Regions from separate parts of the Mus musculus genome. Here region 2 is linked to region 1. The links are chromatin loops, found by intact Hi-C in ENCODE. Cell type or tissue: gastrocnemius. All regions are shown on one strand. Links, peaks and the distances in the headings refer to the core of each region. The heading gives the core; the rest is flanking DNA.

Region 1 (4,390 bases), core at 87-4,086:
GTCTACTTCTACAAGCTTCTTGACAACGGTAATTATCCCAGGAAGCTTGGCAGGCTGTATAATTTTGCGATCTCATACATTTGCTTTAAATGCTCATTCAACAAGCCACGTGCAAGGAAGGCTGGAAAAGTGGGGCAAACTTGGCTTAGGCAAAAAGGGTGACTCTCCTGACTTTACTCAACCCTCTTTCAGAAAGCTTCCCGACGATCGGGGATAATGCCCGTTGCGGGGGTAAGCGGTTTATGCGATAATTTCTAACCAATAAAATTCTCCGCCACTGCTCAACAGAACAGGACAGGATATCAGCACGCCGGCATTTTGCTCATCACTGTTCTTACAATTTGGGTAGGGATTCTGTTCTTGTGGATGAAACGCAGCAGAGGCTGGTGAGAGGGCTTCAGCTGGTAAGGGTGCTTAATGCCAAGCCTGACAACCTGAGTTCAAATACCAGGACCCACGGCTCCCTGCTAGGCAAACGCGGTAGGGCGGAGCTACACCTAAACCCCGGTCCGAATTGAAGAAATCATCCCTGAGGCTAGAAAGGATCAATATCAGGATGTTTTAATTAGCTGCTTTTAATTGCGTGATAAATGTTCGCACGAAATCAACTTGATATAAGAAGGGTTCATTCTGGCCTCACAGTTCAAGGGTACATAGACTCCATCACGGTGGCCAAGGGACCACGGCAGGAGCTGAGGCCGCTGGTCCTGTGTGGCCGCAGTCAGGAAGCAAACAGGGACCAACGCTGGTGTCCAGCCAGCTTTCTCCTTTATATAGCATCCAGGATCCAGACCCATGGCATGATGCCACCCACCATGAGTGGGCCTCCCCATCTCAACAAACATAATTTCAGCGGCCTCTCAAAATCTCAGGCAGAGACTGATGGATCCAGGGTGATCCCTGAGGCACATGTCTAGGTGATTCCGGATCCTGTGACATTGACAGCGGCAACCATCACCAACGTCAAATAAATGCCAGAAATGTATTCCTTGAAGCCTCTGTGTATTGAATTTCTCTAAGGTACCTGGTGTTATCCCAGGTGTCGGGGACAATCACTAGTAAGATACATGGGTCCTTACCCCAAGATGAAAGCTCGTGGCAGGACACTCTCAGGGCCAGAGATGAGGTAACCTTAGTGGCCGTAGCACTGTAGCAGTTAAAAGTCTTTTGGGCTGAAATGACTAAGCGTGACTTGAAGCAGCTGAAGCATAAGTGCGGAACTGGCTCCTGCAGCCAGGACTGGAGAAGCAGGGACAGTGAGAGGGCTCGGGCCAACACAGGGCTCGTGCGCAGGCACCAGGTGGGCCTGACCTCTCTCAACGACGCTCTGGTCATCTGCACTTCATGTGTTCCCAGGCTGTAGTGGAAGACTCTGGCGAAGCTAGGCTCACTTCTTACTGTGTTATTTGAAGTGAGCATCCCCCTCCTTTCCCTTCCCCTCCCCTCCCCTCCCCTCCCCCCTCCCTTCCCCCCCTCCTTTCCCTTCCCCTTCCCTCCCCTCCCCTCCCCTGCCCTCTCCTGCAGAAAGATACTTCTGTTTCCTTTCATTCTTTTCCTGTTGGGTCTGCGCTCCTGACTCCAAGCTGATAAACTTTGTACACAGAGCAGGTGGCTTACACTGTACACTGGCCCATTCCCAGGCTTGGGAGTCTACTATATACAGCCTGTCAGCGTCGTCTCTGCCACAAACTCTGCATTGGAGGGACTCCAACTAAGACTGGGGTGTCATTCCAGCACCCACTATTCCCCAAATCTTCCCCTCGGAACTATGACACCAGACCCCTAGAAGTTTCTACCAAGTAGTCACGGTCCCCTGGTCACAACTGGTAAAACTAGAGACAGGAGTCTGACAAGGTAACTGGGCCACAGGACTTAGGAAATAGAGGCCCCTGTTCCTCCAGTGTGGAGAGTCTCACAGGAGACTGAATGGCTCCGCCCCTCTCCATGGTATACTGGAGCTTGTGGTTAAGTGATAGGACTTATGTCAGTGAGCTGTTGTTAAAACACTAAGGACCAGAGATAAGCTGTTGGCTGCTGAAGAGGATTTACAAGATGATGATGATGATGGTGGTGGTGATGATGATGATGGTGACATAAAGCACCTGGTATGAATTACTCCCCCGTGCAAGAAGTTTACTGGTGTGGGGCTGCCTCTTTTCCTTTTTATTTTTAAAAACCATGAAATACTCATGATCCAGTTGCAGAGTGAAGTATGGACCAAGCCAAAAGCAAGGCAAAACCACGGAGTCTGTCACTAAGCACTAATATTTTGGCTGTGGTCTCATCACAGTGAAAAACTGCCTGGAATGAATGTCCCGGCCTGAGCTGGCTGGCCTATTCACCACCGACCCCTCGGGCCTGGGAACTGACTGCACTTGGCCTACAGTGGCAATCTTTGGTCTGGTCTAGTTGCTCCCTGGAGACAAAGGACAAATGACAGCACCAGCCTACAAGTCAGCAGGGGACAAGGAGGCCATGGACCGCACTCCCGCATTCTGAGAGCATGGCTTCACCACAGCTTAACAAAGCCCAAGTGTGCCAACCGTACGTCACTTGCAAGATCAGCTCTTCATTAACGTGCCACGCGGACCGTCTGCGCGCATGCGTGTGGTTCTCCAATGCACCCTCCCATGGAGAGAAGGGGCCACACCTCTGTGAGACTGTGATCAGCTGCTGTTTCGTTCCCTGCTGTGCTGCCACCACTGCCGAAAGGACAGGAGCATTCCATGAGAGATGAGCTCTGCAGTTGCTCCAGCCTCTTAGGCGCAGCACCTAAGGCACATAGCTTAGTATTGTACAAACATCGACCATTGTTTGGCTATCAATCCCAGCGTGCCATTTCAAAGTCATTGGCTTGCTGTGGTACTAGGGATGGACGGCTCATCTTCGTACATGACAGGTAAACAAGCATTCTACCAGTGAGCTTATATCTAGGCCTTTTATCATATATATTTATGAATGTTCATGCTCACACATGTGCATGTGAGCTCAGGTGCGTGTATACCACAACACACATAGAAGGCAGAGGAAAATTTCAGACGCTGGTCCTCAGCTTCTAGCTTGTTTGGTGGGGCATTTTTGGACATTGATGAGAGCTAGTCCTAAAGGAGAGACTTTGAAGTACCTAACTTGAACAATAGGGACATAGCTACAACTTCTAAGAAGACAAACCAGGGCAATGCCAATAGTCTATTTTCCTTTCAGAGTCTCACCTGACCCACAACTCAAAGGGACATTTTAACCTACGCTGGGCACTAAGGTTTTGGTTAAATAATATATGTTTCTTGGGGGAAGTGTTATCACCCTATGTGGTACATAAAATACTGTTTAAATAAGATTTTTAAATAGTGGCTTCCTGTGACTTTTCAAACATCCTTATTGTTTATCTCTTATGCCTCCTGCTCCTCTTTGTTGCTGTCTCTCCCCTTCCCCAGGTAAAGTCCCCTCATTGTCCTAGTCCCCTCAATAGCACCCACATTCCATTCTTCCCTCTGGAGAACTCTGTCCTCACTTCTCCCGCGGTCCTTCCCACTGTTCTGGCTTCTGGGGTTACTTCAGGTTATATATTCAAGTCTGGAGATTCACAGCCAAGATCAAGAAATAAGAGAGAAGCATGGGGGTCACTGCTTTTCTGGGACTGGGTCTGTGTACCCCTAGCTAGCCCAAAATTTGCTATGTAGACCAGGCTGATCTTCAGCTCACAAAGATCCACCTGACTCTTGCCATTGCTCCCCATGCCTACTTCCCAGTCCCGGTGCTGAGACACTTGTGTGACACTCTCTGCCAACTTCCTTTCCTAAGGAAAACAGTCAAATGGTGCATGAGTTGCCCTGTTCGAGTGTCAGGACGAGAGAGGAGAGCCAATAAGGGTAAACTCTAAGGTCACGTGCCTTGTGCCAGAACAGGAGCTGTTTTAGCGTCCCTGTTCTTAGAATTGGAAACAATCACCCATGGAAGGAGTTACAGAGACAAAGTTTGGAGCTGAGACAAAAGGATGGGCCATCTAGAGACTGCCATATCCAGGGATCCATCCCATAATTAGCCTCCAAACGATGACACCATTGCATACACTAGCAAGCGTTTGTTGCATGGACCCTGATATAGCCGTCTCTTGTGAGACTAGGCTGGGGCCTAGCAAACACATAAGTGGATGCTCACAGTCAGTTATTGGATGGATCACAGGGCCCCCAATGGAGGAGCTAGAGAAAGTACCCAAGGAGCTAAAGAGATCTGCAACCTTGTAGGTGCAACAACATTATGAACTAACCAGTACCCCGGAACTCTTGACTCTAGCTGCATATGTATCAAAAGATGGCCTAGTCGGCCATCACTGGAAAGAGAGGCCCATTGGACAGGCAAACTTTATATGCCCCAGGGCCAAAAAATGGGA
Region 2 (4,390 bases), core at 88-4,087, 95 kb after region 1:
TGTCCCAGCTAAGCACGCAAGTCCAAAAGCTCTCTGGTGGGAGCCCTCTTGGCAAGTTCTGGAACAGCAGGGTCTACTATAGATGCATTGGAAATACAAGAATCAAGGTTGAATCAGGACCCCACTCCCCCAAAACCCCCGAGGCTCCCTCAGCCGCTGTCGAGGCTTTTTAAGAATAGAGACATTAAAATGTTTTATTTACTTCTGTTCTTTAACATGGGAAATTGTAACCATGTATTCCCAGATCTGTGTGTTGAGGCCCTTGTGCTAATCACTCAATTAACATGGGAAATTGTCATGTATTCACACAACTGTGTGTTGAGCCCCTGTGCTAATCACCCAGTTCCAAGTGTTTTCATTTTTGGAATTTTGAACTGAGGAATGATGACTTAGCATGTCCTGACTTGAACAAAACTCACTCAGAACAGGTTCTGAGGAGGCAGGCAGGGAGCCAGGGAGTAGCCTGAGAAGTGGTTATTTGGGGCTTCGTTTGAAGATCTGGCTTGATTTTATTTATTTTCTAATTTTTTTCAAAAGAAGAACTGAAAAGGCAAATAGAACAGTGAAAAGAGAAAGGTAATAAAGAGGACCCAGCCCAGGGAGCACCCCTTCACACTTCACCTTCTACCTAGACGTGTACCTGCCTGGCAAAGGGCTGGCAGAGGGAATATTTCTAACACCATCCTATAAATGACAAGCCACATTCCTATGCTCTTATGGAATCATGGAGTATTAAGCCCCCACACAAAGGTGAGGATTTGTCACATGTCACCAAAGCATTGAGACCCAATTGTACCTGAGGTACTGAGGGGCGCTTGACCTCTAGATATTTATGATGCATGTGATAAGTTTGAAAATTAAAAGGAAACCAAAAAGAAAACAAGGAAGCCCTGCATCAAGGCTGATGAGGTGAAACTTTCAGAACAGGGGTACATGCAGGTAGAGGTGTTTCTCTCTTCTCTTCTCTTCTCTTCTCTTCTCTTCTCTTCTCTTCTCTTCTCTTCTCTTTTCTCTTCTCTCTTCTCTTTGTGTGTGTGTGTGTGTGTGTGTGTGTGTGTGTGTGTGTGTATAGACTAGAGTTTATTCAGGGCCTGGGGAGGGGAGTTAAGAGGGTAGTGGAGTCAGAGAAAGGCAGAGAGAGGGAGAGAGTAGAGAAGTAGTTGCTGGCCATGACCATGTGGAGAGAGAGGAGAAGGGAATGGGGAGAGAAGGGGAGCAAGAGGGAGAGGCAAGAGAGCAAGGCAAGAGTGAGGTGTTACCCTCTTTCAGAGCAGGATGTCTGCAGGTAGAGGTATTACCTTCTTTCAGAGCAGAGGTGTGGGCAGTTAGAGGTGTTACCCTCTTTCAGGGCAGGGGTGTAGGCAGATAGAGGTTTTACTTGCCTGCTCTATATGAAACCCTCCTATCTGAGTGGTGGTTTGCCATTGTAGTTGCAGCCTGACTCTTGAGATGTTGATCACACTAGTAGGGAGTGTCAGGAACAGTGCAAATCCATGAACCCTGGTGAAGGTCCAAGTGTGCCAGCAATAGTGGTGAATCAAAGAGGTTTTCATGTATCCTGTCCCTGCTTTGCATTCCCACACCAATATTCAGAGGGCTAAGAGTGAACTCCACAGTGTTCTGCATCTTGGCTGTCTCTCCAAAGCTTACATCACTTGCTCAGGCTGTCTAAACTTGCCTTCTTATCTGCAAGTTAGGGTACTACTAGTGCCAACCCTGCCTATCTCAGGGTCATCAGAAAGCCCAGATGTTCTCCATAGATAAGAGGGAAGGACAAAAGGCTCCGTAGTGCCAGACAGCATGCAGGAGTCCCAGTGAGCTGCCAGCAAATTAGCCATGAAGCACGAGGATCAGAGGTCATTGGTTCGTGTAAGATGGCAGGGCTGGGGTTTGATCCTGGATTAGATCAACTCAGCATCCCTGTCTTAGCAAGACGAGACCAGTGTCATGAGTCCTTCCTATGCCATTAGCTATAATCCCGTTTAGCAGGCTTGATCTGTGCTTCCTGGTTGCACAAATAAATAATAAAGAACAGTAAACTGACTCCCTGTCATCCTTGAGAGGACATACATTATTAAACCAATATACTATTTCGTCTCTCTCCCTCCCTCCCTCCCTCCCTCCCTCCTTCTTTATAATTTGACTTGACTCAAGAAGAGTAAGCAAGTAGCCTTTTTTTTTTCTTTAAATGGAAAAGACTTTCAGGATGACAAGGGGACTCTTGCTCCTCCTTTTCACACCTAGCATGAGGCCTTTCTCACAATATGCCTCACCAGTGCCAACAAACAAGCAGGAGTCTCTGTAGCTGTACCTGTGCTCAGATCGGTGATTACAGCCATGGCGCATTAAAGCCAGTTAGAGAGAGAAAAATAACCGAGCCGAGTGTTGACATGGTGCCGTGGAAATGTGAATAGACTTTGGGGAGGCAGTGGCAGACCCCGAGTTCAGGGCACCACCACCTTACCCCAAACCATTGGAACCAGGTGGTGCATGTTACTTGAGCTTGCAAAGGGCTGGTTCTTTCCCCGGTGATATGGGGTGCCACTACTGACCCCACATGGCTATTGTGGGGATTTCTCCCTCCTCGGCTGTAGAGACAGAATATGCACATAGACTTAGATGAGCACGTGCTCTGGGAAATGAACAAGCATGCGAAGTAAGGCGTTATTTAACGCTTACTAGCCAGTCACATATCACTTTCCTACCCTATGTCCTCCAGTCATTCTCGAAAAGGGCACAGTCGTGGAGCCATGATGGGCTGACATTGTGAGGAAGGTGGGAAACACAAGAGACACGGGCTATTGGTGCAGCTGCTTGAAGGAACTCCTCCTGTGCGCTGTTAATGAGCAGGATGAGGGCTCGAGAGCACTGAGCACCCTGCGAGCATGACTGCGCTCGACCTGCTGAGAATGCCTTTCGAGCATGCGCTCTACCCGCCCGCAGAGAACGCCTGCCAAGCTGCCTCATCCTCCACTTGCTCCTTGCTTACTCAGCTCAACTCTGCCTTCAAATCTCAGTCCGCATGAGTTAAACACACGGAAGCTTTCTCTCACTTCCCAACCGTGCCAGACACTGTTATTAGACATTCTGTTTGATGAGTTCTCCAGTTAGGTTTTACCTGTATTGTTGAAGTTATCCAGTTAGCGTCAGTCCCACTGTTTAATTCCGTGAGAGAAAGAAATTGGGCTTGTTCTGAACGAGGTGTAGCCCCCACTCTCTGACCTTCTACAGTGTGGGGCTCTTAGAAAGGGGCGTAACAAACTAAACTGGTAAACTTTAGTACTCAGTGAAATAATGGGCTAGATAAGAAACAATTTTCTGAGATTGTTGATATCATCAGGAACCAAGTGTTGTCTTAACTCCTTTAATCTTAAAACAGTCCGGTGATACTTCGTCATTAATTTGATTTTTGAAGGTGGAGAAGCTGACACACGTCACTCCACGACAGCTGGGGGATTTGAGCCTGGCTTTGAGAGATCTTAACCTAACCATGACCTGCTGTGGTAAAGAGCAAGGTTGGGTTCACAAGCAGAGCCAGGCCCTGTTAGAACCCTGAGGATGTTCGAAAGAAAAATCAGCAGAAAAGAATGATTTTAGGTATGATGTCTTACATTTATGCTGCTTCTGCTTTCTGTCAGAGTACGTTAGCCGAATTCACCCAGAGAGCAGCCTGGCTTTTGAAACTGTGATGCTGAGGAAGTTCTAGGCCACTCATCTCTTGTTACCCCTTTGAAGAAACAGCAAATGCTTTTCCACAGTAGGTCAGGGCTATCTGAGGTTAAAAAAAAAAAAAAAAAAAAAAAGTACGTGGCTGACTAAGAGGGCTATACCTGAGCCCATGACTTGTAGTTCTTATTCTAAAAGGAGCTCTGACCCATGGACCCAGAATTCTAGAAGAGTTTTCCTTCATCAGGGAAGGCCAAGGAAGTCTGATTGTCCCCAAGAAGGGCAGCTGACACTAGAATAACATAGTATTTTGTAGAAAAATAAAACATAGCAAAAGAAAGAAAATAAATGTATTTGTAGAAAACTAACAAAACACTGCAATGTAGGAAAAAAGAAAAACCTTCCCCTTGGAATTGATGTGGGCCAAGTATCTTCCAGCCACTTGCTTCAAATGGACCTATTAGACATCCTCTAAGTGAGGGAGCATCTGACAGTCTGAGATAGCCCCTGAGGGTTGTCCTCTCCTCTGCTGAGTACTGTTGTGAAGTGTTTGTGTACTTGAATGTATATATTCCTCATTAACAGCCCCTTGAACATTACTGAACAGGTGAAGAGACCAAGCAAGGTCACACAGACTGGAACTGCCTCTCTCCCCCAGCCAGCCTAGCCTGTCTCTGAAGTCCACACTCTTCCCATTCCGAGCAGCTGACTATGCAGGATGGCT

The links. A loop is a pair of places that touch in the nucleus more often than their neighbours do. Peaks named below come from ENCODE experiments on the same cell type or tissue, not always from the same donor. Only the 100,000 strongest peaks of a DNase experiment are listed, where the experiment ranks them.
Region 2: a loop joins it to region 1, with 2.3 times the contacts of the local background. A loop is called at or near these places in 15 of 42 quality-filtered maps.

Annotation. Positions count from the first base shown.
Region 1 is chr3:135,724,325-135,728,714 of GRCm38, reverse strand. No RefSeq gene overlaps it. Among named protein-coding and RNA genes, the nearest start is that of Nfkb1, 35 kb to the right of the region's middle. In gastrocnemius, for the core only: no CTCF peak of the experiment used is centred there; DNase peaks (open chromatin) are centred at 780 and 2,522.
Region 2 is chr3:135,629,429-135,633,818 of GRCm38, reverse strand. The region is part of intron 6 of Nfkb1 (nuclear factor of kappa light polypeptide gene enhancer in B cells 1, p105); the gene reads left to right. Among named protein-coding and RNA genes, the nearest start is that of Gm46827, 23 kb to the right of the region's middle. In gastrocnemius, for the core only: a CTCF peak has its summit at 2,558; DNase peaks (open chromatin) are centred at 2,538 and 2,886.